Regions from separate parts of the Mus musculus genome. Here region 2 is linked to region 1. The links are chromatin loops, found by intact Hi-C in ENCODE. Cell type or tissue: heart. All regions are shown on one strand. Links, peaks and the distances in the headings refer to the core of each region. The heading gives the core; the rest is flanking DNA.

Region 1 (16,428 bases), core at 3,574-11,573:
TTTAAGGAGAGGAGCCATCGCTGTGTCCCACCTGATCACGTGGCTTTAAGGAGAGGAGCCATCGCTGTGTCCCACCTGATCACGTGGCTTTAAGGAGAGGAGCCATCGCTGTGTCCCACCTGATCACGTGGCTTTAAGGAGAGGAGCCATCGCTGTGTCCCACCTGATCACGTGGCTTTAAGGAGAGGAGCCATCGCTGTGTCCCACCTGATCACGTGGCTTTAAGGAGAGGAGCCATCGCTGTGTCCCACCTGATCACGTGGCTTTAAGGAGAGGAGCCATCGCTGTGTCCCACCTGATCACGTGGCTTTAAGGAGAGGAGCCATCGCTGTGTCCCACCTGATCACGTGGCTTTAAGGAGAGGAGCCATCGCTGTGTCCCACCTGATCACGTGGCTTTAAGGAGAGGAGCCATCGCTCTGTCCCACCTGATCACGTGGCTTTAAGGAGAGGAGCCATCGCTGTGTCCCACCTGATCACGTGGCTTGCAGGCCTTCGGCGTGCAAGAGGGATGGATGAGTTTGCAACCACAAACTAGGAAAGGCCTCAGACACCATCGGCAGAACCTAGTGGACCCGTTTGGTTGGAGCTTGAAACTTGAGGAACCTGAGAGAAATGCAGATGGTGGAAGCCTGCCCCTGGAGCTTCTAGAAGGAAGCAGGGCCCCTCCTGTGCCCAGGGCTAGGGAGCATATATGTTCCGTCCTGGCAGTTAGTAGGCATTCTGCTCATACCAAGAAGGTTCGAGTGAGGACAAGTTAAAAAGGAATTTGTTTTGGTGTTTTGGCTAAATTGTTTGGAAATTTGAAGACAGCATGACATCTAGGCTACCTTGTGCTTAACTGCTCACTGATCTTAGACATTCAGTGGAGAAAAGACGCGAAGCAGAGGGTCACAGGCTTGACTACAGGGTCACCAGCAGCTACGGTTGTGAAAGGGACAGTACTATTAAAGAGAACCTCTGCTCTTTTTCACTCGGATGTGTAATGAGAAAGATTTCCTGCCGACCATTTACACATCCAAGGTTCCACTCTGTGGAAATGCAGATTCAGTTGAGAGCAGAGAGCCCCTGTTGTTTAAGACAACCACCTGTGGAACTGTTTTCCCAAGTTTGGTTGCCCAGGTACACAGCGACCATCACAGCTGTGGATGGAAGGAGCCGGACCACTTCTCAAACTTGCAGTAGAATTAGAACTGCCCTTTTGGATTTCCAGGCATCCAAAGTATAAGAGCAACAGGCTGCCAACTCACATGCCAAGGCTTTAGGAAGCTACTGAGATCAGACAAGTCTGCTGGGTCTCCTGGTGAGCCTCGCCCTTTTTACAGACTCCCAGCCCCCATAGGAGACTGGATGCTAGCATTCACAATTCTCTGCTTCCCAAATGCAGGCACGATGTGCCTAACCACCTCACACTCCTGCTGCCATGGTGGTTAGACTGTGTTAAAGAATCTCTCTGAAGGCAGGCCTGGTGAAGAGGAGAGGGCTTCTGTTTCAGAACGCCTATGTTTCCTATTACCCTGCTAGTGCCAGGGGATATTATGTTGGCTCTGATGAGCTCTTATTGCTGAGTCAGACTGAGCTCCTCAGTGGCAGATGCAGTCTCCCTTAGTGTGATCAAGCACAGGCTGGCTACGGACATGGACCAGGACGCGCTTGGTGGCAGTTGCTCAGTTCCATCACCATTCATAGGGGCCTGTCTTAGTTAGGGTTTTCCTGCTGTGAACAGATACCATGACCAAGGCAACTCTTTTTTATTTATTTATTTATTTATTTATTTATCTATTTATTCTTAAGATTTATTTATTTATTATATGTAAATACACTGTAGCTGTCTTCAGACACACCAGAAGAGGGCATCAGAGCTCATCACCGATGGTTTTGAGCCATCATGTGGTTGCTGGGATTTGAACTCAGGACCTTGGGAGACCAGTCAGTGTTCTTAACCTCTGAGCCATCTCACCAGCCCCACCAAGGCAACTCTTATAAAGACAATATTTAATTGGGCTGGTTTATAGGTTCAGAGGTTCAGTCTATTATCATCAAGGCAGGTATGGTGCATTCAGAGCTGAGAGTTCTACATCTTCATCTGAAGGCTGCTAGCAGAATAGTGGCTTCCAAGCAGCTAGGATGAGGATTTTATAGCCCACACCCACAGTGACACACCTACTCCAACAGGGTCACACCTTCTAATAGTGCCACTCCCTGGGCCAAGCATCTACAAACCATCACAGGCCCCTAGATCATCATAGGGGATGCTTAGGGTCCCTGGCTGCCAGGGCCTCTGGGAAAAACTGGTTAAGGAATTGACTCTCATTCTTTCTTTTTTCCTTAAGTCTGTAGTTTGTGAACAATATGGAGGGGGATCTGTCTGGCTTTAATATTGATGCTCCCCGCTGGGACCAGTGCACTTTCCTGGGGCGCGTGAAGCACTTTTTTAACATCACAGATCCTCGCACGGTCTTTGCATCAGAGCAGGAGCTGGACTGGGCCAAGGCGGTGGTGGAGAAGAGCAGGTGAGTGCGTGGTCGTGGGAGGGACTGGAGGAACCAGTGCCATACTGCTGGGCTCTCTAGGGGAGGGAGAAGCTGGAGCTAGCAGAGGTCTCAGGAGTCAAGGATCGGGTCAGGGTGCCACTGATGCTGTCCTTGGGTTACAGGATGGGACTTGTGCCCCCTGGCACTCAGATGGAGCAGCTGCTGTATGCGAAGAAGCTCTACGACTCGGCCTTCCACCCTGACACTGGGGAGAAGATGAATGTCATTGGGCGGATGTCCTTCCAGGTCCCTGGTGGCATGCTCATCACGGGCTTCATGCTCCAGTTCTACAGGTGAGTCCAAGATGGTGGAGGGGCCAAGCTGTAATAACAGTCTTGTCTTGTTGGTCAGTCACTCACCGGTACCGGGCATCCACCGTGCTAAGTTCTTTCCATGAATGGCCTTTTCCCTCTCTCAGGCCTACACACAGATGCTGTCACCTCCTTTTGCTAGACAGGACTCTGGTGGCTAAGTGACGGTTCCTGACCTCGCTCAGAACTTCAGGGGCCTGATGGTGACACAGACAGACCTCGAGTGCTCAGTCCGCGGCCTCCTGAGGACTGTTATGCTATTACTATTATTACTTGTCTTACTATTTGGGGAGTCTCACTGTGTAGCACTGGCTGACTTAGAACTCTATGTAGATTAGGCTGACTTTGAACTCACAGAGACTCAACCTGCCCCTGCCTCTATAGTAATTAAAGGAGTAAGGGATTTTTTGTTTTGATTTAATAATTTGAAGTGGGAAGATCCACATTTTTTTTTTTTGGAGAAACACTTTTATTTAAAAAAAAATATTGTGTATATGTGAGTACACTGCGTTCAGACATGCCAGAAGAAGGCATCAGATCCCATTACAGATGGTTGTGAGCCACCATGTAGTTGATGGGAATTGAACTCAGGACCTCTGGAAGAGTACTAAGTGCTCTTAACCATTGAGCCATCTCTCCAGCCCAAATAAGTCTTTTTTTTTTTTAAAGTTGACATTTAAACTTTTATTTATTTATTTATTTATTTATTTATTGTAAGTACACTGTAGCTGTCTTCAGATGCACCAGAAGAGGGCATCAGGATCTCGGGTGGTTGTGAGCCACCATGTGGTTGCTGGGATTTGAACTTCGGACCTTCGGAAGAACAGTCGGGTGCTCTTACCCACTGAGCCATCTCACCAGCCCTTTTTTTTTTTTTTTTTTTTAAGCAAAAACAAAAACAAAACTTTTGCCAGGTGGTGGTGTATTTCTTAATCCCAGCACTCAGAGGCAGAGGCAGGTGGATCTCAAGGCCAGCCTGGTCTACAGAGTGAGCTCTAGGACAGCCAGGACTACACAGAGGAACCTGTCTCAAAAACCAAAACCAATAAACAAAGTTACATTTGTTTATTTTCGTGTGTGTGTGTGTGTGTGTGTGTGTGTGTGTGTGTGTGAGAGAGAGAGAGAGAGAGAGAGAGAGAGAGAGAGAGAGAGAGAGAGAGAGATGGGAGTATATTCCACAGTGTTTGTGTGTGTATGTGAGAGAGAGAGAGAGAGAGAGAATGAGAGAGAGAGAAAGAGATGGGAGTATCTTCCACACTTCCACAGTGTTTGTGTGTGTGTGTGTGTATGAAGGTCAAAGGACAACTTAACAGCTGTAGTTTCTCTCCCTGGGGCTAGAACTCAAGTGTCTTTCTTTCCCCATCTAGCCATCTTACCAACCTCTTTAGTTCTTTCTTTTTTGCTGTTGTTACTGCTTTGTTTTTTGAGACAGAGTCTTACAATGTAACTCCAGGTGGCCTGAAACTGGCTATGTAGAGCAAACCTCAGACTCAGAGAGATCTACCTGTTTCTGCCTCTGGAGTGCTGGTACTAAAGGCATGTCCTCCTAAATTCATTCATTCATTCATTCATTCATTCATTCATTCTCTCTCTCTCTCTCTCTCTCTCTCTTTCTCTCTTTAATTATTTATTTATGTGTACAAGTACACTGTAGCTGTCTTCAGACGCACCAGAAGAGGGCATTGGATCCCATTACAGATGGTTGTGAGCCACCGTGTGGTTGTTGAGAATTGAACTCTGGACCTCTGGAAGAGCAGTCAGTGCTCTTAACTGCTGAGCCATCTCTCCAGCCCCCTAAATTCTTTTGTTTGTTTGTTTGTTTGTTTGTTTGTTTTCGAGACAGGGTTTCTCTGTATAGCCCTGGCTGTCCTGGAACTCACTTTGTAGACCAGGCTGGCCTTCAACTCAGAAATCCGACTGCCTCTGCATCCCGAGTGCTGGGATTAAAGGCGTGCACCACCATGCCCGGCTCTAAATTCTTAAAGTATAACTCCCACAGTGGATTTATGTTTTGAACGTTACATCCAAAGGAAAAATGAAATGGCCCTTTCTTGCTCTTTTCTGTTGGGAAGGGAATAAACTTTCAATGTTCGACTCTCCCTCCCTCCCTTTCCCTCTGAGTTATCTTCCCCTCTCTATTCATTCAGTTAGTTGGTGAGCTATGGCATAGTCCAGGTGCCGGGGATTAAATATTTTAGAGTCTTCCCTCTTGGAGACACAGCATAATGTAGATTGGGAAGTAGTGGTTTTCGGTCGGGGAAGGAGGGAAGAATTTTGAGTCATGGGAACAGGACACATGGAGTGATTGTCTCAGGAAGGGCAGAAGAAGGATCAGAAAAATTCCAAGAAGAAAAGTATTGGGCTGGAGAGATGGCTCAGTGGTTAAGAGCAATGACTACTCTTACAGAGGTCCTGAGTTCAATTCCCAGCAACCATGTGGTGGCTCACAACCATCTGTAATGGTTGCCTTCTTCTGGTACGATTGAAGACAGCTACAGTGTACTCATATACATATAATAAATAATTTTAAAAAAAGGAAAAAGTATTTTAACCAAGCAGGATTCTGTGAAAGGAAGAGGATGTATCCCGGGGTGGGATCCCATCTAGAAGCCCAGGAGCATAAAAAGACTGGGAATGTCTTAGGGAGCTGCGGATGCTATGGTGCCACCCCAGAGCCCCTCTTTATCTCTCTTCCTCCCTTGCTTGTAGGACAATGCCTGCAGTCATTTTCTGGCAGTGGGTGAACCAGTCCTTTAATGCCTTGGTCAACTACACCAACAGGAATGCAGCTTCCCCCACGTCTGTCAGGTAGGCGAGCTGCTATCCTCTGACTCTCTGAGCAGCCCTGCCGCTCACTCGTGAACTTCTTTCTGAGTGGGGTCCACTCTGGGCAGGTGGCCAGACTACCCTTTCCCAGTGTTTGAAATATTAAGACCAACTGAGAGTATCTTTTCCCCAGACTATTTTGAAATATCCATTCTTTTGACTGATTTATTCTTTTCTTTTTTTCTTTTTTTTTTTTTTTTTTTTTTTTTTTTTTGAGACAGGGTTTCTCTGTGTAGCCCTGGCTGTCCTGGAACTCACTCTGTAGACCAGGTTGGCTTTGAACTCAGAAATCCGCCTCCCTCTGCCTACTGAGTGCTGGGATTAAAGGTGTGCGCCACCACCGCCCGGCTTCTTTTCTATTTTTTAAAAAAATATATATTTATTTTTACTTTTTAGATTTATTTATTTTGTGTTATTCTTTGTGCACGTCATGCTTGCCCTGTGCCTACAGAAATCAGAAGAGGGTATTGGATCCCCTGGAACTGGAGTTATAGATGGATGTGAGCCACCCTGTGGGTGCTGGGAATACAACCTGGCTCCTCTGCAAGGGCAGCCAGTGCTCGTGAGCTCTAGAGATGGATGGCTCAGTAGTTAGAGCATGCTCTGCATTGCCAGGGCTCCTAAGTCCGGATCCTACCACCTAGGTCCAATAGTCCAGCTCCGGGGTCTCTGACCTCTACATGCATGCATGCTCACATGTACACACACGTAATTTAAAAAAAAAAAAAAAACAAGCTGGGCATGGTGACTCACACTTTTAATCTCAGCCCTCAGGAGACAGAGGCAGGGGATCTCTGTGAGTTTCAGTCCATCCTGGGCTATGTAGTGAGACCCTGTCTTAAAACCAAAACTAAAACAGTGCTCTTAACCACTGAGCCATCTCTCATTCCTCAAGGTTTATTTTTGTTTGTGTGTGTCTTTTGTTACTGATCGCCATATGTGTGTGCAGAAGCCACAAGGTGTTAGATACCCTCCAGTTGGAGTTGCAGGTGTTATAAGTCATTGGGTATGGGAGCTGGGAATTGAACCTGGTTCTCTTAACCACTGAGCCATCTCTTTAGTCCCAGAATTTTGCTGAGTGTTAATTATGTGCCAGGCAAGGTTCTAGAGGCTTGAGATTCCCTTATGAGTAAGAAGAGGCTCTGTTTAAAGATCTTCTAACTGGGCTGGCAGGCAGAGCTCTGTGAGTTCAAGGCCAGCCTACATGTTGAGATCTCTCTCAATAACCCAACCAAACCAAACACATGGACGAGTGTGTAGTGATGCTTGCTTGCCGTTTTGTTGTCATGGAGATGCATGGTGGGACAGGACAGCAGTGGCTCTGTTTGGACTGTTCCCTTGGGAAATCCCTTCTGGAGAGATGGCATCCAACTGGGCTCTGAAAGATCAGTGTTGTCTTAGCTAGGGTTACTATTGCTGTGGTGAAACCATCATGAAAAGCAACTTGGGGAGGGAAGAGTTTATTTCACTCACAGTTCCATAGAACAGTTCATCACCAAAAGCAGGGAGGGCAGGAACTCAAGCAGGGCAGTAGACAAGAGCTGATGCAGAGGCCATGGAGGGCTGCTGCTTACTGGCTTGCTCCCTCTGGTTTGCTCAGACTGCTTTCTTATAGAACCTAGGACCACAAGTGCAGGGATGGCACCACCCACAATGGGCTGGGCTGTCTCCCATCAATCACTAATTAAGAAACCACAATGGGCTGGGCCGTCCCCCATCAATCACTAATTAAGAAAATGCCTTAGAGCCAGATCTTATGGAGGCATTTCTCAATTGAGGGTCCCACTTCAGATGACTCTAGCTTGTATTAAGTTGACATAAAACTAGCCAGCATAAGGATTCAAATATGTAGGAGGCCGGGAGGGTTCTCTAAACAGGGAGCAGCAATATACACTGGCTCTGAGGCAGAAAAAGTGCTGTGTGTTTAATGCTCTGAGAGAGGACTGAGGGTGCTTGGCACTGAGTGATGGGAATGTGGGTGAGACAGGTCACACGAGTCCTGAAGCCCAATTACTCGAGTCTCTTGCTAAAGAGACCCTGGCCCTGCCTGAGCCACTGTGACACCACTCCCAACACCTACGTGTTCATCCATCTCGAATTTCTCTCTCACTAGGCAGATGGCCCTCTCCTACTTCACAGCTACTACTACTGCGGTGGCCACTGCAGTGGGCATGAACATGTGGACAAAGGTACGTACGAATGGGGAGCTGTGGGCACAGTGACCACCAGAGGGCAGCAGAGTTCCAGTGAAAACAGCTTGCTCCAGCTCATAGGAGTCTGAGGATTCCAGAGTGGATGTCTGGACATATGTCACTGGCTGTGTTTGATTGCCTCTCTTCCTGTATATTCCAAAGCCTCTTGTTTGAGCTTGAATAACTTCTGTTGTTCCCTGCCTTCAACAGAGAGCCCCACCCTTGGTGGGCCGATGGGTGCCTTTTGCCGCTGTGGCTGCCGCTAACTGTGTCAATATCCCAATGATGCGACAGCAGTGAGTACAGGGAGCCTTGTTCTCTTTCTCCATCACAGGGTTAGCAGGGACGGAAAGGAGGCCAATGCGCTGAGCCAGTAGCTTCCTGGGGCTGGGCAGTACAGAGAAGACCAGTGGGCCACCTCAAGGGCCACCATTCCTCTATAATGGACCTAAGATAGTGGGCGATTTAAATTTAGTGTATTGGGTTGAGTGGGTTGATTAGTCATGGACCTATGGACCAGTCCTTTTTTCTTGTCCATGTCGGGGATTGAACTCAGTGCCTTGTGCATGCTAGGTAAGTGCTCTGTCCCTAAAACTATACCCCTAGCTTAGATCCTGGCCACGGGAATGAAAGTCAGAGCTGTAAATGCTGCCTAACTTCCCAAACTCTTAGAATAGCTTACTGGCAGAAATGCTGCAGAACTGAGCATCTAATGCTAGCACAGTATCCACGTGCTCCGAGAAGCCAGGGGCGGGGCAGGTGTGCCCTGGAGCTTTTCACAAAAGGTAATGCAGAAACCCATTGTATCTTGCAGGTTTTGTTTCTTGTCTTCTTTTTAGAGTCTTTTTTTTTTTTTTTAGAGAGAGAGAGACTTACTTACTTTGTATCCTTGGCTGACTTGGGAGTTTACTATGTAGACCAAGCTGGCCTTGAGTTTACAGAGATCCACTTGCCTCTGCCTTCTGAGTTCTAGGATTAAAGGCATGCGCCACCATGCCTGACTAAAGGTTTTATTTTTAATAATGTGTATGTATGTGTAGGTATGTGTCTGTGAGTGCAGGTGCCCGCAGAGACTGGACTCAGTGGATCTCCATGGAGCTGAAGTTACAGGCAGTTGTGAAACTGATGTGGGTGTTGGGAACTGAACATAGGTCTTCTGCAAAAGTGATGTGTGCTCCTAGCCTCCGGACTGTATCTCACTGTGTAGTCCTGGCTGGCCTAGAGCTTGCACTGATCTGCCTCTGCCTCTGCCTCTGCCTCTGGAGTGCTGGGGTTATAGTCGTACATTTCCAGAGGCAGTGGCAGTGGCTGCTGCTGCTGCTTCTTCTTCCTGTTTTGTTTTTTCTCTCTGACATGCTGGGTATTAGGCCTAGAGGCTCGCCATGCACACTAGCCAAGGATGACTACTGAGCTACATCCTCAGTCCAGTTTCTGTTTTCTTTTCCCTTTTGTATTTTTCTAGAACACGGGTGGCATAGGGCTGGGTATCTTGGATGCCATTGCCACTGTTGTCAGTAACTACAGCCACATTTTTTGGCAGGTGGAGGCTCACCACGGTAGCCCCTGGAGAAAGAGCTTACGGAGTGCTGTGCATGCACATCTCTCCACTCTCCTCCACTCCTTGCTCTGCCTAGCTCCCCAAGCAGATGAATGCGTATGGCTGTTTACCTGGTCTCCAACTGAGGGACGCCAAGAGCTTGTCTACACAGAGTAGCTACTGCTTGGGGGAATAGGTACTAAGTCAGGCACTGATCTCGGAACTTGGCCAGTAGATCATTTAATCCTCACTAGGTTCCATGAAGTAGGTGTCAGGATTATCCCTATTCTCCACATGAGGAACACTGAGGTTTAGAAGGGTTAAAGACCATTCTCAAGGTCACACATACGCCTACAGCTTTGGGAGTCTGCCCGCTGAGGCAGTGAGGATCCGGGGCTGGCTTTCTTGGCCTCTGCTCAGGATGGCTTCTGAGATACCATCTACTGGGATGAAGAAGAGAGACCAAAGGGCCAGGCTGCAGGAGGGGCTTCCTCCTGCATCAGTCCTTGGAGCTGGTGACCTGATGGGATCACCTGCCCGGCAGGTTCCTTGCACCTACTTCCTAACATCTAGAAACTTCTGTTGTTTAGGGAACTCATTCAGGGCATCTGTGTGAAGGACAGGAACCAAAATGAGCTTGGCCATTCTCAGGTAAGCAGAGGAGAGACTTCCTCCTCAGACCCCATCCCTCCTCGATGGCCTCACACTTGTCCTGGGTGCCATTGCAGGTCTGACACCCCCCATCCTCATTTAGTTCTTCAGACAGGCTTCCCACGTCATTTCAGGCAGGCGGGTTGGGTAAGGGCACTTGGCTCCTGGTGGGTCCATCCATGCCTTTACCTGCTCAGACTTGGCCATGTTCCCCCCTCACCTATATAGTGCAGCCCATGCACACTTGAAAAGTGATCCCTGACAGCTCTTCTCTGCCCCCAGAGAGCTGCGGCTGTGGGCATCGCACAAGTGGTTATCTCTCGGATCACCATGGCAGCCCCTGGCATGAGTAAGATGGGGAACACCTCAAATATCAGGGTGGGAGGGACCCTTGAATACCTAGTCGAGGCCTCGGTCACCTCAGCTTTCAAGTGGGAGGTACCATTACCTTCTCAGGCTTTTTGTGAGAGTGGACAGGGGACCCACACATGTTCTTCCAGTTTCTATCAGTTCATCTGATTGGGGGGAGCAAGGTAGCTTCATTTAGCTAATAATACTGAGCAATAGTGGGAGGTCTCTGGGAGACAATGGCAGAGGCAGTGGACTGCCCTGGGTCCCTGCAGGGCTGTATTGCAGAGTAGATACAAATGCGTTTGTGTGAGCCTGCAAGGCAGCTTTCATTTTGAGAAGGATGCTTCGGGTCCAGGGGGGGTGTGTCTGCCTTCTGCTGGTGAACACACTTTTGGGAAGCGTGCTTTCTCTGGGACTTGGGGGAGAGTCTGTGTAGCGGTGCCTGTGCAGTCTCTGTTTTTCTCCCAATGGCGAGTATTTTCTGGAGAGTCTTGGGGAGACGGCAGCCCCCTTGGCTGTGATCTGCCTGCAGCTGTGGGCTTCCCTCTCAGCCGCTTGTCTCTTGCAGTCCTGTTGCCTGTCATCATGGAGAGGCTGGAGAGACTACACCTGATGAAGGTAGGTCACTCTCCCTGTTACTCCCCCACCCTCCCACCGCACGCCGAAATTGGCCGAAATTGGCCCTCCTGCCCTTCCCAGTAGCCACCACCCCATCTTACTCAAGCAGAGCCTGTGCCAGCCTTTATCGGCCTCTGTTTCAGATATGAGAACAGGCTTCCTGACCTTGTCTGCAGGGAGCCAGGAGAACACCTTTCCCCTTCAGGGAGGCCAGTCCCAGCCTCTAGCGTCTTCTGGTGGGGTAGGTGCAGGGTGTGCTCTGCAGCAGCTGAGTCCCTCATGGGCTGCTTTCTCTGTTTTTTTTTTTCTTTTCTTTGAGCAGAAGGTCAAAGTGATGCACGCCCCCCTGCAGGTCTTGCTGTGTGGCTGCTTGTGAGTATGTCCTCTTGATGGTGTGAGCTCTCTGCTGGCTGCAGCGCCCAGGGGTGTGAGCCGGCATTCTTCCCAAGGTCCCCTCTCCCTCAGGTCCAGAGAGGGTTTAGAGAAGAAGTAAGAACTGAGGAGGCAGAGGTTGGTTGGGGCTGTCAGCATCTCAGCCTCACAGACAGAAACAAATGGCACACGGTGTTCTTAGCAGCTTGGGTTTGACCGGGATGTCATTGATTGTGCCCTGCTGGTGATATAGTTCCTTTCCCTACATGGCACAGGTGCCTGTGACCCTGCAGGCTGATGTTTACTCTCCTTAGTTACATCAGTTATTTAGTTACATCTCCTTAGTTACATCATTATTCTCTTCCCCCATCTGACTGCAGGTGTGAAGTGGAGGTTGGAGTCGGGGGTGGGGGGGTGGGGTGGGGGGCGTGTCACAGATTTCTATCACCAAGTCACGATGAATTGCCTGGATGATAGCTCAGTGGCAGAGTGCTTGCCTATTCTGCACCTGACCCTGGGTTCAATTCCCAACCAGGGTGGTGGCACACAGGATGCCCTCCCAGCAGAGGCAGGAGCAGGAGAATCAGTAGTTCAGGATCAGCCTCAGCCAGCCCCTGCTCCTGGTCGACACGATGACCCTGTCTCAAAACGGGGAGTAGAGAAGGGCTGAAGGAAGGCAGGTCAGGAGTGTAGGCTCGGGACAGGGTGTGGCCAGGCCTCTGGGACGTGTCCCTAACACTCCTCTCCTTCCTTACAGCCTCCTCTTTATGGTGCCAGTGGCGTGCGGACTCTTCCCTCAGGAATGGTATCAGCCATTTGTCGCCTGCCTCATTTGATAGTTTTATCAAACACCCTGCTACTGCTTAGAGTGACTGCTGAGAGGGAGGGATGGGTCGGAAAGTAGATGTTTCCAAGGACGCATCTTGCGCATCTGCCTAAATTCTGGCCTTCTAACTCGGGGTGAATGGCACACCAGCTAGGACTCTGAGGGACTGGGGGAGAAGCCAGAAGTTAAGAGCTGATCTCACCAATGCCTTAGGGACATGGTGGGGGACAACAGGAGGTATCTTGTCCTGCCGGCTGAGGGTTAGCAAGGCCACTTCTGCCTGGATCTGGCCTTTAAAGTTGAATAAGACATTTATTCTGCTTACTCTGGCTCATGCTCTGGTCTGTGCATGGGCTTGCACCTCTGCTTCCTCTGTGTTTCCTGGAAGGGAGGGTGGGAGAAGAGATGGGGGGCGGGGGGACTGTCAGCCCGGGGTCAGATGGAGGCTGGCTCCAGGACACAGGTGTAGCTGTGAATGACCTGAAATAGTAGCAGTTCACTCCACCCTCCGTGCGGGATCATGGCCATTTGGCAGTCACCTCCCGAGTCCTGAGCACTGTGCTCACAGACTGGTGGAGAAGACAGATGTTAAAGCCAACAACTGTAGTCCATCCAGGTAGAGGAGGCAGAGGTCAAAGGTGACATTTATTCCAACAGAGACCAATGATACTTTTGTCTGTAAAGATCAGGAATTGAACTTGTAATTCCACACTGGGGGTGGGCATGGAGTTGAAGTAGGAGGATCAAGAGTTCAAGGCTGGGGGCTGGAGAGATGGCTGGTAGGTTGAGAGCACTGGCGACTCTTCCAGAGGTCCTGAGTTCAATTCGCAGCAACCACATGGTGGCTCATAACCATTTGTAATGAGATCTAGTGCCCTCTTCTGGCCTGCAGCCATACATGCAGGCATAGCGCTGTATACATAATAAATAAACCTTAAAAAAACCCCAAAAACCAAAGTTCAAGGCTAGCCTGGGATATATGGACCCTAGCCAACAAAAGCAGTTAAAAACTTTTTTTTTTTTTAAACAACCCTGTCTCAAAAAACTTAAGAAAAGGTCTGGGAGATGGCGCAGTTGGTAACATCCTTGCCATGCAAACCCTAGAATCTGAGTTAGATCACCCAGATTCTATGTAAAAGAGCTGAGTGTAGCAGTGTGTGCCTCTAACCTCAGGGCTAGGGAGGCATGGGACCTGAAGTTCAATGACTGGCTAGCCTAGCTACACTGGTGAGTTCCAGGCTCAGTAAGAGATCTGTCTTCCCCAAATAACATGGAGGACAACTGAGAGAGGCATCCAATGTTAATTTCCTGCTTTCATGCACATGTGGACATACATACACATGCATGCACATACATACACATGCATGCACATACATACACATGCATGCACATACATATACAAGCGTGCACATACATACACAAGCGTGCACACACACACACACAAAGCGGGGATGGTGATATTTTAAAATATTGGAATGGACTCTCTTCATTTCATTCTGCTGCCCGGGCACACACAGTGACTAAGAGCTACTGGGGGAAGAAGGATTTGCTTCATTCATGTGTGTGTCTCTATGTGCTGGTGTTTGCAACAGCCAGAAGAGGGCCTTGGGTCCCTTGAAACTGAGTTAAGGGCGGGTTTGAGCTGCCTGACATGGCTGCTGGGATTTGGATTAGCGTCCTCTGGAAGCCATCTCTCCAACCTCGTTTTTGTTGTTTTTGTTGTTTTGTTTGTGGAAAGCAGAAGAGATTTTATTCAATGTGGGTACATTGGGAAAAGGGACAAAGATGCAGCGGCCCATCAAGGGTCCTGAAGTGACAGCACAGTTTAGAAGGCCAAGGACCTCCAAGCAGGCTCGGTCTTATCCTGTAGAACGGTGTGAAGTCTTTCAGGGAGATAACTCCCTAGGGGAGGCAGGATTTATTTGGCTGGTTATCTGCGGCAGGGCAGGGCAGGGCAGCAAGGCAGGAACTCAAACAGGAGCTTGAGGCAGAAGCCATGGAGGCATGGTGCTTAGTGACTTGTTCATGCAGGTTCATACTTTGCTTTCTCAGAGCCCAAGGCCGCCTGCCTGGGGAATGGTGTCGCCCGACCTGGGTACTCCCACATCAGCCAATAACCAAGACATGCCTACAGATCACCTTGATGAAGACAGTTACTCAGTTGAGACTCTTTTCAAGTGACTCTAGGCCATGTCAAGTTGATCGTTAATGCTAACTAGGTGACATGAGTGGGCTTGTTTCGCAGGGTAAGTTGCTAGTGTCTTAGTAGTATCCTCATAACCTCCTTCTGGTTTCCTTTTCAGTGAATTATCAGTTTCCTATCTAGAGCCAGAGCTACGGGACACCATCAAGGCCAAGTATGGAGAACAAGTCCTCTTTGTCTACTTTAATAAGGGTCTCTAAGTGCTCCGTGCCTGCAAGGACCAATCGGTACACCGCGTGGACCAGCTTTTCCCTGGCAGCTGTGCATACCTGTGTCTACATTCCTCTTTGCAATAAGGTCTGAAAGCCAGGCTAGATGGGGAATAGAATAGCCTCAATTTGGGTGGGAAGATGGTTCCTGCTTCTATATAAGCACCTAATTTATTGGATTCCAGAGGGCAAAATTCAAAAGGGGATCAAGGTGGTTGGGGATGTAGCTTGGTTGGGAGCGTTTGCCTGGCATTCACAAAGCTGATTCAATTCTTTGTGCCGTACGATTCAGGCATAATTTTATATGCTTGTGATCCCTGTACTTAAGAGGTGGTGGCAGGAGGATTAGAAGTTCAAAAGTTGACAGATAGTGGTGGCACACATCTTTAGATTCAGGAGGCAGAGGCAGGCTGATTTCTGAGTGTGAGGCCAGCTGGTCTACAGAGCTAATTCCAGGATAGCCAGGGCTACACAGAGAAATCTTTTCTCAAAAAAAAAAACCAAAAAACAAAAAACAAAAAACCACCAAAACAAATCAACAACAACAACAACACCAAACCCAAAAAGTTCAAAGGTAACCTTAGCTACATGGGGAATTCCAGGATAGCCTGAGCTAGAGACTTACTCAAAAAATAGAGGGAGGGAACAAGAACAAGGTATTTTGCCTGCTTTGTCCTTGCCCCCTGACCCTTGGGACCAGAAGCAGAGGTCTTCTCAGCAGAGGTTGCTGGTGTATGGGAGGTGCTCACACAGTTTAGGATATTTAGAAATCGAGTGATCCTTGTCCAGTCAGGACAGAGGATACACTAATCTCTTCCTCTTCTCCTGCTTCCTCCTTTTTTGGGGGGGGGGGGATAGCCCTGGCTGTCCTGGAACTCACTCTGTAGACCAGACTGGCCCCGAACTCAGAAATCCACCTGCCTCTGCCTCCCGAGTGCTGGGATTAAAGGTGTGCGCCACCACGCCCGGCTTGCTTCCTCCTTCCTAAGCAAGAGAAACATTTACCCTTGCGATTCTTAAAAAAAAAAGCTTTTTATCATTTTTTAAAACATTTTTATGGGTGGGTGTTTTGCTCCCATGCATGTCTCTGCATGCCGTGCCCACAGAGGTCAGAGAGCATGTCAGATCATCTGAAACTGGAGTTACTACTGTGAGCCAGCCTGCGGTCAAACCCTGGTCCTTTTGAAGAGCAGCGGCAGCTCTTACCTGCTGAGCCCTCTTTCCAGCTCCTTATCCAGGGAGAGATAAAGGAGCTATGTGAATCTTCTTGGGGACTCATCTCTACTCTTCCCCATGATGCCCTGACTGGGCTATCCCATTGGGAATGCTTCTAGATTTGAGTTTTTCAAGTCCTTGGAGTTATTTGTACTAAAAAAGACAAAAACAAACACAAACACAAAACAAAAACAAAACCCATGGACAAATAGTTCCTTTCCTTGGCCCATTAGGTCTCATACCAAAGAGGGCTGGGACACCTCTGAGTGGGAATTCACCAGGACTACAGCCTTAAAAACATGTAGGAGAGATGCAGGGCAGCACCTTTAATCCTGTACCCTCTGGGCAGAGGCAGGCGGATCTCTGAGATCGAGGCCAGCCTGGTCTACAGAGTGAGTTCCTGGCCAGCCAGGACTACACAGAGAAACCCTGTCTTGAAAAGACAAGGAAAATGAAAGTGTAGGGCAAACCACCATTTTACGGAGGTTATGTGGGGCATCAAGCTCTGCGCCTTGGAAAAATGACTATTCTGTCTTAATATCATGTCCAAATCCACTTCTGGGACCTTTAGCTGAGAGGTCTCT
Region 2 (16,428 bases), core at 4,423-12,422, 69 kb after region 1:
CCATCCCTAGATTGACACCCAGTGTGCTACAAGACCTTGTATTTTTCCTTGTGTAGATCCACACAGATGACTCTCCTGTGGTCTTATGTTTGAGACTGAGAGGTGCTTACCCAGTTAGAGTCACATGTGACATCACACAGCTGGTGTGCAGTAGAGAAGGTTTTCCTTCTCATATCAAGTGGGAGAATGTGGGCCAGGGCATGGGAACGTCTTCCGGGCACTTTCGGGCATGCACGTGCGTCCCAGCATGCACGAGGCCCTGGATTTTGCGGCCTGCTGTTCTTCCTCATTTGTCGAATTTGTGGTTTTTGAAAAAACAGGAAGCCTTTCCTACGGTACTTGAGCGAAGTGGACCTCAGTCTTGTTTTAGGTGAAGAATCTCTTTAAGCTTGCTCGCTCCTGAGTTCTAGGAGACGGTTTCGGTGGTAACTTCTGATCCGGACTGTCCTGGTGGCAGGAGAGACTCAACTCCACTAAGTTGTCCTCTGACTTTATACATGTACTGTGTGTGAGCACAGAATAAACAACAGTGAGAACAATTCCTGATAAATCCTTAGATCGCACATGGAAAACCCTGTAGTGCGTACTGTGGCAGTCAGGATGGGCTAGGTTTTGCTGCAGGAACAAACATGTCCAGAATCCTAGCAGCCGAAACCAACGGGCTTCTTCCTCACTTTTGCTGTGTCCGATGAAGGTGGAATGGGGGCTTTGTTACCACGGGGGCATGTCTCATAGTCTAGAGCCAGAAATGACTGTCTGGAATACCAGTGGGGGCTGATGGAAGGTTTCACACAAGAAGCATGCTTGTCACTAAACGACACGCTGCTTTTAAGTTCTGTCAATAGGTAGCTTTAGTTAGCCTCCCCCAAGCATATAGAGGCCAGGAAGTTCAGACCTACCCATGCACCCAAAGCGAGAGAATCAGGAATTTTTGGTGTACATGAAAGCAGCACGTGGCGTTTCTCTTGTCTGACACGGCAGGGTTTCCCTATACAGCTCAGGTTGATTCTGAGCTCTGGAGGTCTTGCCTCTGTCCTGCAGGCCTGTGTCATTACAGCTGGCTGAGATTTTCTTTACGTAACAGTTATGTTTAAAGCAATAGCTGAGAATAGTGCCTTGGATCACATATATTAGAGCACAGAAAATACAGAGAATGAGGAAATACTGGGGAAATGATTCAAGAAAAAAAATAACATTAATGTTGATTTTCTAGAGAAGGAAGGGATATACTTTTCATGTTGACCTGTAAGGTGGGGGTGAAGAACAAGAGCAGAGAGCTTCGGGGTGTCTGCTCACTTAGCAATTATGAAGTACCAAGTTGAATCCCCAGGGGCACAGTGATGGCCTAGAGAGATTGCTCAGTTACTGAGAACACTGCTCTTGCAGTACTGGGGTTGAGGTCACAGCTGTAACTCCTGCTCCTGGGGACCCAGTGCCCCCTTGTATGTCAGTGAAATCTCAGTAGGTAAAGGTGCAAGGTTCCAGGGCTGGAGGCCTAGGACTGACGCCCCAAAGCCACACACATTCGCATGCACGCGAGTGTACCCAGACACACACGCAGAAGCTACACCTCTGTCTGCATATCCATAGCTATATAATAATTTAAAAACACAAATGTAATCCCAGTATTTGGGATGTAGAGACGGAAGTATGGCCAACTTGGGCTGTGACCCTGTCTCAAAACAAACGCAACAATAAGCAGACAGAGAGCAAAAATCTCTCTTCTCAGTCAATAGCAGCTAAGAAGTCCTTTCTACTATAAAGAAGTATGCACACATTTGGGAAAACAAACTAGGATCAGAAAGCTGTTTTTCCGCCAGAGCGGCTTCCAGATGCCCACCCTCAGGCCCGCACACTCCTTTATTTTTGTTCATAGAGCCTGTATTTTATTACTTCATTTCATTTCCAGGTTTGTGGTGCTAGGGACCTAGAAGCCACCTCACCCATGCCAAGCAGGCATGAGTTCTACTGCCAAACTTCACCCCAATTCTAAGTGTGTGTGTGTGTGTGTGTGTGTGTGTGTGTGTGGTTGTGTGCACATGAGTGTGGGTTCTCCAGGAGCTAGAATTACAGGCAGTTGTGGAGTTACGGGCAATGTGGGTCCTTGGAACCGAACTTGGGTCTTTTAAAAGAGTAGCAAGTCCTTTCTCCTGAGTTACTCTAGCATAACCACTGCCACAGCCGCCACCTCCCTTTTTAAAAAAATAAGCATCTCTCAATGTATCTCAGGCTAGTCTCATGAATGCTTGAATTATATGTGTGCACCAACACAAACACACACACATACACAGAGAGAGGCTACTATTTTAAATTTATCATTTGGAAAAAAAAAAAAAAAGCCAGCTGGGAGGTGGTGATGCACGCCTTTAATCGTAGCACTCGGGAGACAAAGGCAGGTGGGTGTCTGAGTTGGAGGCCAGCCTGGTGTACAGAGTGAATTCTAGGACAGCCAGGGCTACACAGGAGAAACCTAAGAAAAGAAAAAAAAGAGGCCAGTAAAAATAAAATTAGTCATGGGTAATTTTTTTAAAGATTTATTTATTTATTTATTTTATGTATATGAGTACACTGTCTCTGTCTTCAGACACCCCAGAAGAGAGCATCAGATCCCATTACAGATGGTTGTGAGCCACCATGTGGTTGCTGGGAATTGAACTCAGGACCTCTAGAAGAGCAGTCAGTGCTCTTACCCGCTGAGCCATCTCTCCAGCCCCTAGTCAAGGGTACTTTTAAAATTGAATTTTTTTCTCTAATTTCATAACTAAAAAGAATAAAACAATTGGGAAAAAAAAGAAAACAAAACAGAACCTAGGTTCTGTTCCTTTCCTAACCCTACATGGACTCTCACACTCATGCATGTGTAACTGTGGTTCCAGGAGAGCCCGCGCCCTCTGAACGCCGGGCCACCAGCACAGACGCGCACACACATACATTCTTTTTTTTTTTTTTTTTTAAAGATTTATTTATTTATTTATTTATTTATTTATTATATGTAAGTACACTGTAGCTGTCTTCAGACACTCTAGAAGAGGGAGTCAGATGGTTGTGAGCCACCATGTGGTTGCTGGGATTTGAACTCCGGACCTTTGGAAGAGCAGTCGGGTGCTTTTACCCACTGAGCCATCTCACCAGCCCACATACATTCTTTAAAAGTCATTCTTTTGTGTTTTTCCTTTCGGTGTTTCTCCCATGTATGTCTGAATATATTTAAGCAAAACTGGAGCATTAATTTTTTTTTTAAAGTGTTTAAAAGCCTTCTCTATCTACATTTCAAAATCGAGAAGGTGTTCTCATGTGGGGGTTCATCAAGAAAGTGGGAAACGAGAATGCATGCTCTGGGGTGGAGAAAGAAGAGGAGGCTGCCAGGCCCCTCCGCCACCCAGGCTTAAGGGATACGGGGATGGACTGTCCAGGCAGTGCGAGATGGAATTGTACCGGATTAGAGAGCGCCGGAGGTCATTTACACTCTCCAGGGAAGAGCGGGTGGCCTGAGGCAATTAAAACTTTTCCATTTCTCTGTTTAAGGACTGCACTTTACAGAGGCACACGCATGGGGAAAAGCCCCCCTCTTCCTCATCAGGAGAACCCTAAGAATTCTTATGTGAGGGGCCTCTCTGAAGTCCTCTGCAATTGCTGCTCTTCCAGGTTGGGGTAGGAAGGGCAAAGATAGGTACCAAGAAAACCTGAAGGATTTTGTCCAAGATGCCCTCCACATGGAAATCACAGAGCCAGCAGTGTGCTGAAGTGACAGCTTGGTCCCCCTCACCTGGCCACTCCCTTCCTTCTGTCCCAAGCATCTTCCCCCATAGTAGAAACATTTTGAATGTATGGCTTTGACCTAAGTGACTGTCTGTGACGAGGACACTGTCTAGACCTTGTTTGCGAGCTGGCCCCTCTCACTGGTCCTCACTGTGTGTGTGCCTCTCTGTCTTGCCTCCCCATGCCCCAGGGTTCTGGCTGGTGTGGACCGTCGTCATCATTCTGAGCTGCTGCTGTGTCTGCCACCACCGCCGAGCCAAGCACCGCCTTCAGGCTCAGCAGCGGCAACATGAAATCAACCTGATCGCTTACCGGGAAGCCCACAACTACTCAGCGTTGCCGTTTTACTTCAGTGCGTACCCACATTGCCCAACCTGCCTCCCTGAAGTAGGGAATCACATAGTGGGTCAGACTACAACAATTAAGGTCCTCAAGCCCCAAGGGCCGTTTCCATACATACATATACATATATACATAATACATACATACATACATACACACACATACACACATATACATATACATACATACATACATACATACATACACACACATACATATACACACATACACACATATACATATACATACATACATACACACACATACATACATATACATATACATACATACATACACACACATACACACATATACATATACATACATACATACATACATACACACACATACATACATACACATACATACATACATACACATACACACATACATACATACACACAAACACACATACATACATACATACACACACACATACACACATACATACACACATACACACATGCATGCACACACATACATACATACATACACATACACACATACATACACACATATGCACACACACACATACATACATACGTACGTACATACAGGCTCTCATGTAGCTCAGACTTGCCCCACATTCTCTGTGGGTGGCCTTGAACTAGTTTTTTTTTTTAATTTAAAGGCATATAGTCAATGGATGTATAACGTTGGTGTCTTGGGCTCTGGCACTGGCTAGATCTAGCTCTCAACAACCTGAATTCCTCCTATTTGGCTTGCTGCCATGTTCTGTGCCTTGTAGAGTCATCACGAAAAGGACAGATAAGAAGGGTAGTGTCTGGACTGTCTGAGAACCAAGAAACTTGGTGACTTAGTGGAAATCCGTACACTGGAATTCCCTCCCCTGTCCTCTCAGGAGATCCAGGGATGCCCAACCAGGCATCTCGTCTTAAGCCATCTGTCACATTGTACAGATTGTGATGTGACAAGCGTTTGCCCTTCCCTAGCTGGAAGGCTTTGTAGTAAATGCTCAATAAACGTTAGCAGCTGCTGCACAGCTCTAAGCGAGGTGATCCGCCCCAAGGTACTGAGCGCATGCAGTCAGGAGGGGTCTCACCTGGCATGTTTTCAGTGAACCTTGGTGTCACAGGCTCCTCACTCCTCCTTGACTGGTGATCAAAGCTCACCACAGCATGAGGAACTGTGTTGAGGGCTCACAGCATAAGGAAGGTTGAGAACCGCTGCTCTAAGCTGTTGCAGTCCCCTTACCTGCCCACAGCTAAGAAGCATAGCCACCATGGCTCTGGGGTGGGAGGGGACAGTGTCACCTTTCATGAGCTTTGTTAGAGTGCTGACCCATGTGGTAATTTCTTCTCCCACCTGCCTGTTTTAGGGTTTTTGCCAAACTCTTTGCTACCTCCTTATGAGGAAGTGGTGAACCGACCTCCAACTCCTCCCCCACCGTACAGTGCCTTCCAGCTCCAACAGCAGCAGCAGCTGCTGCCACCTCCTCCTCAGGGTGGCCCTCCAGGTGGCAGCCCCCCAGGCGCTGACCCGCCGCCCCAGGGCTCCCAGGGAGCGCAGAGCAGTCCTTTGTCCGGACCGAGCCGAAGCAGCACAAGACCTCCAAGTGTCGCAGATCCTCAGTCCCCTGAAGTGCCCACTGACCGGGAAGCCACCAAAGCCTCTGGGACGGAGTCTGGTAGCCCCATGGCCGGCCACGGGGAGCTGGACCCGGGCGCCTTCCTGGACCAGGATTCCGAGTGCAAGGAGGAGCTACTGAAAGATTCGCGTTCTGAGCGTGGCGGCGTGTCCCCTGACAGTGAAGACAAGACCCCCGGCAGGCATCGCCGCTTCACAGGTGACTCAGGCATTGAGGTGTGTGTGTGCAACCGGGGCCACCATGACGATGACCTCAAAGAGTTTAACACGCTCATAGATGATGCTCTGGACGGGCCCCTGGACTTCTGTGACAGCTGTCATGTACGGCCTCCTGTTGATGAAGAGGAAGGTCTCTGCCTGTCCTCGGAGGGTCAGGCTCGGGAGCATGGGCACCCCCACCTGCCACGGCCGCCTGCGTGTCTGCTGCTAAACACCATCAATGAGCAGGACTCTCCAAATTCCCAGCACAGTGGCTCCCCGAGCTAGGACACGCCCTGCCTGCACCTAGGAGCTCAACGACAACCAGGGTCAGGGACACCCACGAGAGAAGCATTAAGTAACATGGACATGTGGCCCGGCCACTTTGTCCTCTTATATTTTTTCCCCCTCCTATCCCACCTTGCCCACATCTCCAGGTACAAATTCAGGGTGTGGATGCCTCCTCTCCCCACAAAAGCACAGTGTTCTAGAAGACGGAGAAGCTGCTTCTGTGACTCCCGCACCCCCCTTTCAGAGCTGTGTCCCACCTACCTGCCTGGCTGAGAAACACAAGTTTGCAAAGCCCCCCCGAGGACTGGGGCTGGACTGTGCCCTAAGGTGGTGCTCAGCGGTGACAGAGTGGATTCACGAGAGAACCGTGTCTCAGTCTAGGAGACACCACTTCTCAGAGAGAAGAAGAAAACCCTCAGAGGCCAGTGGATTGTCACTGTGGCTGCCAGTGGCTGCAGAGCACTGGTCTAACCCTGTGGGAGGGTGACAGCTAGTCAGGGTGGTGAGGGACTTGCTGAGCTGACAAGGCCCAGGCAGAAAGTACACATCTGTGCGTTGTAGAGGGGACCCTTCCCAGCCTGGTTCAGGTGTAGATGATACTACGTTCTCTGGGTTTTCCTTTAAAAACAAGCAACAAAGGCTGGCAGGAAACAGCCAGACCAGTGGGCAGGCAGGGACTCTTTGTTACAAGGGAATTCTGCTGCTTCTCCCCAGGCTGAGTTCCCAAGAGTCTGACTACCATTGGGCCAGGAGGAGAGAGCCTGAACAGGCCCGGTGGTGGGAGCCTTGGGCCTTCTGTTGAGTGGAGACCCAAGTCTGAAGGCTGGGAGAGCTAAGAGCTTCCTTCAGTTCCGCCCTTTGTCCGTGCCCACAGGTGGTCAGTGGTCCTCGCCCCTCCTGAACACAGCCTGCGGTCTCTGTCTCCCTGTCCTCTGTAAGCAGATGGACTGAGGAAGTTGTGTGTTCAGGGCAAGGTGGCCTCATAGCCTGGTTCTCACACAGTATTTCCTGTTGCGTTTGACTTAAGTCTGTTGTTTTGTGTCCTTGTTTGTTTTAAACTGACCACTTAGAAGGAGCGCCTTGGTTACCTGTGGTTCTCGTGGCTGCTCTGCCCCAGCCTTGTGGAGAAACATGACTCACTTTCCTGTACAGCCTGTGTAAAAGAGTCACCTGGGTAGGAGGTGACCACTGCCTCCAGCAGACCTCGGGGCCTGGTTACTGTCGTCTGGCTCCGGAGACCCGGTCATGCTTTGTCAGGAAAGAGGAGCAGAGACGCCGCTGAGAGGAACATTCCCCACCCAGCCCTGCTCATGCAAAGAGTTTGGTTCCTACCCTGCTCTTGAACGATGATGCATAGACTAGACTTGGCGCCACCATTATGGTGAGAAAGGAATAAAAAGGCAGAAAACCCAAGTCCACATGTAAACACACAGACCCGAGGCTGTAAGGTGAACGCGTGTCTGCATTTGGATACCACAAACCAAAATCTTTGTCGAACAAAAGTGAAGTCTACACAGTGATGTTGGATGGCGTGTGTGTGTGTGTGTGTGTGTGTGTGTGTGTGTGTGTGTGTGTGTGTGTGTGTGGTATGTGTGGTATGTGTGGTACGTGTGGTATGTGGCCCCGAGCCCTGTGTTTTCTGTGAAGATACTTTGAATGGCCATTCTGCTCACACATTAACCACATGCCTGGAGCACGTATGGCCCTCTCAAAGTAATTTATTTTACACATTTACTGTTTACCGAACAATAGTCTGACCGTACTCGGGTGTATGCAGCGATCTCCCCGACGGCATGGCCTGTGTTTGCCAGCGACACTGCCCTTCAGAGAGGCTGCTTCCTCAGCTCACCACTGCGATTTGCACACTGCTCCATGGGCACTCAGAGGCCTCCATTCTGTTCCCTGTGCGTGGAAACATCCGGACCCAGCCCCCCTCCCGCTGGCTTCAGACAGGAGCTTGATTGGGTCTTGAGTTACAAGCATGAAGTGGTTGTGGCCCAGACATCGGCCTGTCCTGGATCAACAGGAGTCTCTGGCCACATGCACAGCTCATCCCCCAAGATCCAGAGAGAGAGAGAGAGGGCTGGTGTGTGGTCAGAGGGGCCCGAGCTGCAGCCCTCCTGCACTTCCCAGCTGATAGCTTGTTAAAATCCCAGACACCTCACTGCAGTGTCTCAGAGGAGAGTTCAGTTTCCCAAAATGAACCCCTCGTTAGTTAACTGTTGGTGAGATGGGACCCTCTCAAGTTTTGTTCCCCTGGCAGAGTGAGGGGCTGGCCTGAGTGCCGACTAGCTTTACTGAAGCACCCACCATGATGCCCGAGCCACAGTCTGGCCCTGCTGCTGTAGGCCACCCTGATGCTCAGAGAGAGGACAGGAAAAGTGAGTTAGAGGCCAGGGAGACTTGACTGAGTTGGGTTTCTAGGTAGGAAGGGTTAGGCAGAGGGCTTGGTGCTACGGTCAGATTTGCAGCCGCTAACACATTCCTGTGTGAGGCCACCACCGTCTGCCAGTTATTGTGAATATGTGTATTTTAAGCAATAAGATTCAGTTGCTCAGACTGCCCTGAGCGGTCTGGGTGACGATATCCTGTGATTGTCCGGAAGACAGAGTGGCTCCAACCACTGTGAGAAACCCCAATAAAATCAGTCTCAAGTGTTCTACACAATCTCCTGCCGCTCCTTGTTCCCTTTCCTTCCTTCTCAGACTTTCAGGTCACAAACCTCAAGCACCTTTGCCTTCTCCCTACCAAGACCTAATGGTGTCACACAGCAGTTAAGAACGGGGTCCTGGGCCAGCAGGAGGCTGCTGCTGAGTCAGCACTTGGTCCTGAGGAATTTCCCTCAAAATCCATTTCTATTAAGTACTTTGTGATATTCCAGAAATACATTGGAAAAGGAAAAAAAAAAAAAGGCCCCAGGAAGCAGAGACAAGTTTGTTTGTTTGTTTGTTTTTTTACCCCTCCCAGTTTCCCCAAATCAGGATTGGTTTTAGAGCTTTTTAAATTTTTTATTTTTTTTTTTATTTTTTTATTATTAGTGTGGGTGTTTTTGCCTGCATGTGACTGTGTAACATGTGCATGCAGTACTCATGAGGGCCAGCAGAGGGCATCATCTGGAACTGAAGTTACAGAGAGCTATCATGTGGGTGCTGGGGATTGAACCCAGGTCCTCTGCAAAAACAAGTGCTCTGGCCCCGATTTTAGGAACTTTTCAGATAGGGTCTCACTCTAGCCCTGACTTTCCAGGAACTTAACTAGCCCTAGCTCATAGTCATCCTCCTGTCTAAGTTTACTAATGCTAGAATTACAGGAGTGAGCCACCACGCTCTGCCTTAAAATTTGATATTCTCAGTATGCGCTGAAGTGCCTGCTTTGTGCCCAGCATACGGCGGAAGTTAAGGAAATGTGACATAAGCAAGAACCAAGTACCCTGTTCTCTGGGTCTTAGAGGTAAGATGGCCAAGTGTTCCCACGTAGAACGGTCAGCACACAAGTAAAATGTGAGTGGCTCAGGCTCAGAGACCACAGGAGTCACCTGAGGCCTTAAACGCTGAGTTGCAGAACCCTGAAGAACGACAACCTTGCTGCCTTTGCTGAGGAAGGATGCCCTTGCCCACCGTGGCTTCTCATTAGGCAATTGCCAGTGTCAGGGCATATAGCCGCCATAGCTGCCCACAAAAGGTAGTCCTGGTCCCCAGGTGTGCTCACCGTGGGCTGGGCTCCCTGGGTAGTGGCTCTAAGTGTTGTTGTAAGCCTGTAGTCCACTCCGTTATATTGGAAAGTTTAAGTTAGCTAGGCATGGCCTTTGTCCCTGTTATTGATCCTGGGTCAAAGGATCATGTCCAGGCTTCTAGGTCACTCCATTGAGCTAGCTTCTGTCTCCTTACTGCTAAGCTGCCAGGCTCTGGGCAGTGCTGATGGATCCATTTTAGCATGTAGAGACGGTTCCAAAATGGGGTGCATGCCTACAGCCCAACACGCAAGGAAAGGCAAGAGGTTCATGGTGGCGCACGCCTTTAATCCCAGCACTCGGGAGGCAGAGACAGGTGGATCTCTGAGTTCGAGGCCAGCCTGGTCTACAAAGTGAGTTCCAGGACAGCCAGGGCTATACAGAGAAACCCTGTCTCAGAAAAAAAACAAAAACAAAAAAAACAAAAACCCAGAGGAAAGAACCCTAGGTGTCTCAGAACCCGAGTTCCTGTCTTCCTAAAGATAATGTCTGAGTTGGCCCCACTAGAGAATGTCTCAACTCTCCCGGGCCTGTTGCCGACGGCTGTTCATGTCCACTTACTCAGTTGCCGGCCAGGCTCCTGGAACACTGGGTCACGGGAGTTCACGTTTCTGAGGTAATAAGATTGTCTCCATTGCCTCAAGTGAGCAAGTTCAGGTAAAGATTATATTTGCCCAGAAGCCCAAGACAACCCCAGCTTCCTGGTTTAGCCTTTTTTCTTTTCCAGTTTCCTGGTTTCATACATTGAGCAGAAACACCCAGGCTTTGACTCTGGCTTGGCTGAGCTCCGGCGGGAGCTGTGGGTTGGAAGGTGTTTGGGTCTCAGGCTCCCCCCAGCCTGGGAGCGAGTATCTGAGCCTTGACCAAGTGTTGTGGCCTGATCAGCAAACCCAGCATTTGGGAGGTGAAACCAGACATGCATTTTAAAAAGTAAAAAGGAGGATGCGGTGGTTCGGAGGAATGCTGGAGGAAAAGCTTTATTGTAGATAAAAGGGTAGGCATAGCCAGACTCGAGAGAGCCAGGAGGCCAGTATAGCAAGAGACCAAAAGGGAAAAAGGACTGGGGTAGCCAAAATGGCTGGATCATGTAGGCAAGAGCTAAATAGGGACCTCAGCCACTTGTCCCCCGTTAGAGACCTAACAGGGAGGACCAGGAGCCCAAGGTTATCCTTGGCAATGCAGGTTTTAAAGCTATCCTGTACTCTCAATGAGGCTGCTTTAGGGTGCATGTATATATGTGTGTACACACCCGTAGAGCTGCAGAGTCTTCATGAGCACCTGCCATGTGCTAGGTCGTCAGAATGGAGACCCGGAGGGGACGAGGGACACCAACGGGGACTTCCAGGCAGGCTCCCTGGCAGAAGCAACTCCGTGGTATGAAAGACAACACTAGGTGCATGTTGGTCCCATGGGTCACCAAGTCCTAAGATTATTGTGGGCCACATGCTGAAAAGGCATAGGAAAAGGCCCAAGAGGCCCTCCTGGGGGCCACGTGGGGTGTGGTGTGGAAATCGGCAAGCCCTTTAAACCTAGGTCTCTGCATCTGGGAAGTAGCAAGAGATGAAGTCGGAAGGTAAGTAAATAATAAAATGTTGGGATTGAATCTGTGTTCTGTTATTTGTTGGCTGTTGACATGAGGTGAGTCTTGTTTAAGCGTCTTCATAGGTACATTTTCTTAACCTTAAAATGGCTCCTCGAGGTACAAGTTACAGTCTTCCAGATTGTAACTGACCCTGCTGTCAGTGGTCAGGAGCAGGAGATGCTCAGGAAGGAACTAACCTGTCCAAGGTCACAGCTGATAAAAAGCAGAGCCAGGAATTGAAAAGCCAGACCCGTTCGTTGATCCCAAGGACTATTTAGTTAACCAGAAGGCCAGGCCCTGAAGAGCTGAAATGTGTCTAGAAGCCACGTGGCTTTGACTTCCCAAAGGTGAGAGGAGACCAGAGAAGGATGTGTTGAGCGGAAAACTTGCTGAAACATGAGGCAAATGACATTCCGTCAGTCCCACATCCAGGCGCCTTGCCTTCCAGCCTGCCCCAGGGATGCCTGCTGCAAGTTAGCTCCTACTGTGTCTGAGTATGGTGGTGCTTACCTCTAGTCCCAGCACTCAGAGGCAAGTGGGTAGCAGTGAGTTCAAGGCCAGTCTAGTCTACATAGTTCTAGGCCACCTGAGACTACACGGTGAAACCCTGTCTCAGAAAACCAAATCAACCAACAATATAAACCCCACGACAGCTGGACAGGGGGTGGTGCATACCTTTTATTCCAACATTCTGTGCAACTCTGTGAGTTCGAGGTCAGCCTGATCTCACAGAGTGAGTTCCAGGACAGCCAGGGCTACACAGAGAACCCTGTCTCAGAAGACAAGACAAAACAAACCCACAACAAACGTTAGCTTCCACAGGGGGATATGACTCTTGGAAATGTTCAGAATCCTGGGAAGCTGTGTGTGTTTCTCCTGAGAAGATGAAAATAGAAATGTCAGGATTCGTGGGGGCGCGAACATGTTGTTTGGTTAGAAATATCTCTTCTATAAGCCTGTCACTCCCACTAGAAAATGTTACTAAACATCAGTGCAGGAGTAGGAGGAGTTGTCTGTCCTTGTGCTCTCTGCCTACTTTTTGACTATCAGCACTGCCTGGCCCTTACATGCAGGTGGATTCTGGAAGACTCCGTGACAAACCTCCCAACCTAGCCTACTTGTGAGAAATCTGTGTAAAACCCTCAGGGGAAGAGTTATTCTCTGGTTTTTGTTTTTGTTTTGAAGTATCGATAATGCAGATGTTTGATGAGGAACCAGACATGTTGTAGAGGTCCACACTTAGAGCAATGTTGAGGAGCCTCAGTCCACACACACCTCAGCCTCCCCAGTCCACCTGCGTATATGACAGACGGGAAGTCTGGGGTCCACGAAAGCCAAGTAAGTTGTCTGTGTCACTTGGTCTCTAAACAAAAACCAAATTTGTCTCCATGGGCTGGCCTTGTCACATATAAGGGCCTTACCTGCCCTCCCGAGTCTTGCTGTTTTATCCCCACCAAGGCCTCAGAATGGGCAGCATTTGTGGAGTGACCCTTCTTTACATACGAGGACATGGTAGTTCAGGAAGTCTGCAGTAGGAATGGGATGCCAGACTTGGGCTGGGAGGCCAGGGGCTATCACGTGAATGTTCCCAGTCTTCCTCACCCAGTGTCCCTGACTCTGCAGTCTCTGATTGGTCCCCTGCCATCCACAGATGGACACCTATCTGTGTCTGCAGAGAGCAGCCTTTACTTTGGGTTTTATGGCCACCAGGGGCCTTAGGAAACACGCGCTTGCACACAAGACACATCCCTCTCTGGGAAGACACCTCCCCCTACAGAGGGCCCCTGTGGGAGCTGTTTTTCTGAAGGATAGGAACCAGGGTGGAGGAGTGAAGTAGTGGAGGCAGTAGCTGTTTTAGCTCACAAGATTAATTACTATTAAAGGTTCAAAGATTTTATGAGTTGCTTACTAAATAGCCAATTAAAAAAAAAAACCTAAACCACAACTGAATATATATTGAAAACAGGTAATGAGTATGCAAGGTGGATCATTTCCTGGTATTTCTTGTTAATATTATCAATGGCCCTGAACATACACGGGGACATTTACTATTTGCACCCATGCACCCATAATAATGTTTCTGTCAATGACAGACACCATATATAGCAGAGATTACAGTAGAGCTAAAAGCTTTCTATCTCCTAGTGACACTGTGGTTGTCATTTCTCATGTGCTTATAGTGACGCCTATGGGAACAAACCCATTTGGATAGACAAATGACCACCACATTGCCACTGCCTGTAGTGTTCAGCGAGGCAGCATGTTAAATAGCATGTCTGCCTGCTGTGCCATAGGCTTCCCACCTATTAGGTTGTACAAATACATTGATGTTTACACATGAGGAAACCACCCAGCGATGTGTTTCTCAATGATGCCTTCCCCCGTGTAATGATAAGATCTGTAGTATGACTGGGTTACTTTTGCCTCATAGTTCATAGAGGTCACACTGGCAAGCGCTAAAAATTGGATGCTGCTCCCGAACTAGCGTTAAACGGTGATTTGCCATCACCCTACTGATTAAGAGCAGACTGAAGAGCAAAGGATAAGTACAGAGGGGCTGAGGTGTGTGTAACACAGTGGTAGAACACGTACCTAGCAAGCCGAAAGGCCTGGGTCTGATACCCAGCCCTGAAGGGAGAAAAGAAAGACAGGCATGGTGGTGCATGCTTGTAATTCCAGCATTTTCAGCTCTGTAGAGAATTTGAGGCCAGCCTGTGTTACAGGAGACTCTCAAAACAAACAAATGGAAACCTAAAAAGTGTGCTTCCTTCCACATACTTCCTGATAGTCAGCACTGGTCCTAAGATGTGGGCCTAAGACTCCCGGTTTGGCAATTTAAGACATATGATCGAGTCCTCTGGTGCACGTAACCTCTTTGTTGTATACTAATGTGCAAGAAAATGAGAAGACTCGGTCTTGCACTCTGAGAAGAGAACCGTGTCCTTGAGCTATTAGCAGTTAGGACAAAATGCTGGGCCCTGGCAGCCCTAAGAAGCCAGGCTCAGCCACGTGTCTTCAACTAGCAACTTAAATAGACCAGAAATAGTGGTGCAAAGCAGAAAAAAGAGATTATTTTGCTGTATGCAACAAAGAGATTCTCTGATGCCTTCCCACCAAGTCCATCTTTGGGGTTCTAAGGTTTAGATTTTTTATTTATTTAATGTTATGTTATTATCTCCTTATTTTATGTTATTATTTATTTATTTTACATATGCGAGTACACTGAATCTATCTTCAGACACACCAGAAGAGAGCATTGGATCCTATGGTTGTGAACCACCGTGTGGTTGCTGGGAATTGAACTCAGAACCTCTGAAAGAGCAGTCAGGGCTCTTAACTGCTGATCCATCTCTCCAGCCCACCAGATTTAGCTTTAAATAGGGAGCAAGAGATCTGCATGACTAAGCTGTCATCATCAAGTTCTGCACTCCTTTCATGGCCTTGGTTTCAGTCCCTCCTGCTAGGTGGTGGACCAGTCAGAGTCTGTGAAATCTCCTGACAAATTCCTGCTCTGGCTGGCACCAGGCTTCATCCATCCCCTACTTTCTCCCAGCCTGAGAAATTTCTTGGGAGAAATTTGAATTTCTTGGGAGCCATTATTTCAATGTCTGGACGCCAAAGGGAGGAATTCCATTATAGTAGTCTGAGATAAGTCTTGGAGAGAGGCGTTTACTTTGAGCCTCAAAGAGGCCTGGAGATTTGGTGATTTAGGCCAGTGGGGAATAGTCTACCATTCCAGGCAGGTGCAAGTTTGGCAGCAATCAGAGTTCATGAGATTATTTTCTCAAAGGACACAGGTTTTCAATATGGAGCGCTCCACGACCCATCATCCCGCAATGATCGAGCCCCTGCGTGATTTCTGCAGACAGGTGGGGGAGCTGATTCCTCCGTGTCTCTGATTCATGGGGTCTGGACTCAGCCCTTATGCTGTGTAGCTGTGTGCTTTGAGGAACCCTTCCCACCCTGTCCTCACACTGCCCCTTGATGGTTGATGGCCATCAGTTGCCTCTCATTGGGTTAAACTTCCCTTCTACCATTATGGAAGACACAGATTTCCTGCTTATTTGATCTGATCATTGCTAGTTCATAAAATGTCTTTCGCATTCTGAGCATTTGTGAAGTATGTGACTTCTCCATCCAACCCTGCTCCCTCTGCCTTGACCTGAGTGAAGTTTGGCTCGCTCTCAGCAGCCAGCTCAGAGAGAGCAGGGAGAGGGAAGGGGTGGTCTCCAGCTTAACCTCTCTCTTCGGCTTGATATGGTCTCTACGTGTCCCTCAAGCCTCCTATGAGTGTCAGACACACATCTCCACCTACTCTCCTCTGGGCTGTTGAGCAAGATCAGGGGGCCACTGTTTCTTGAAAAGTAAGACTGATTTGGGGGTAGTCTAGGGGAGAGCCCACTACTACTACTGGGTTAAAAGCTCTTTTAAGGAAGAGCATGGGGCTGTGATCTGACTTTTTGTCTCTTTGTTGGAGTTCCCTCAACTTTCCTCTGGAAATTTGGCCAGACAAGGTCTTAGCTTTGCCCGGTGACTTTTCTTAGTGTCCCATCCATCAGAAGGGGAAGGACCTGACTGTTGACCAGTTGACGCTGGCCTGACTGGCACTAGGAATCTAGGGATTTGACCTCTTTATAGGCTAAGAATCAAAGGTAAGTTTTTTCCCCCAAGATGTTTGGAATTTCACATGTCAGCTGGTCACTGGCAAGGTTTAAAGATCCTGGATTCCAGCCGGGCAGTGGTGGCGCACGCCTTTGATCCCAGCATTCAGGAGGCAGAGGCAGGCAGATTTCTGAGTTTGAGGCCAGCCTGGTCTACAGAGTGAGTTCCAGGACAGCCAGGGCTACACAAAGAAAACCCTGTCTCGAAAACAAACAAACAAACAAACAAACAAACAGCTCCTGGATTCCAGCTGGGG

Evidence for each region. Hi-C counts contacts between places; a loop is a spot of excess contacts. Peaks named below come from ENCODE experiments on the same cell type or tissue, not always from the same donor. Only the 100,000 strongest peaks of a DNase experiment are listed, where the experiment ranks them.
Region 2: a loop joins it to region 1, with 2.3 times the contacts of the local background. A loop is called at or near these places in 10 of 42 quality-filtered maps.

What each region holds. Positions count from the first base shown.
Region 1 is chr19:46,580,152-46,596,579 of GRCm38, forward strand. It overlaps Sfxn2 (sideroflexin 2), which reads left to right. Exons shown (of 12, transcript NM_053196.3): 2 at 2,333-2,512; 3 at 2,656-2,826; 4 at 5,554-5,652; 5 at 7,784-7,859; 6 at 8,073-8,158; 7 at 9,990-10,050; 8 at 10,333-10,399; 9 at 10,970-11,019; 10 at 11,342-11,391; 11 at 12,149-12,196; 12 at 14,521-16,428. The coding sequence starts at 2,352. The coding sequence ends at 14,620. Among named protein-coding and RNA genes, the nearest start is that of Wbp1l, 11 kb to the right of the region's middle. In heart, for the core only: a CTCF peak has its summit at 7,890 (motif pointing right); a DNase peak (open chromatin) is centred at 7,900.
Region 2 is chr19:46,648,525-46,664,952 of GRCm38, forward strand. It overlaps Wbp1l (WW domain binding protein 1 like), which reads left to right. Exons shown (of 5, transcript NM_001177812.1): 4 at 3,950-4,111; 5 at 5,441-8,865. The coding sequence ends at 6,195. It overlaps Gm36602 (a long non-coding RNA gene), which reads right to left. Exons shown (of 3, transcript XR_001782663.2): 3 at 12,272-12,386. Among named protein-coding and RNA genes, the nearest start is that of Gm36602, 9.4 kb to the right of the region's middle. In heart, for the core only: a CTCF peak has its summit at 9,294 (motif pointing right); no DNase peak of the experiment used is centred there; H3K27ac peaks cover 2,642 bases.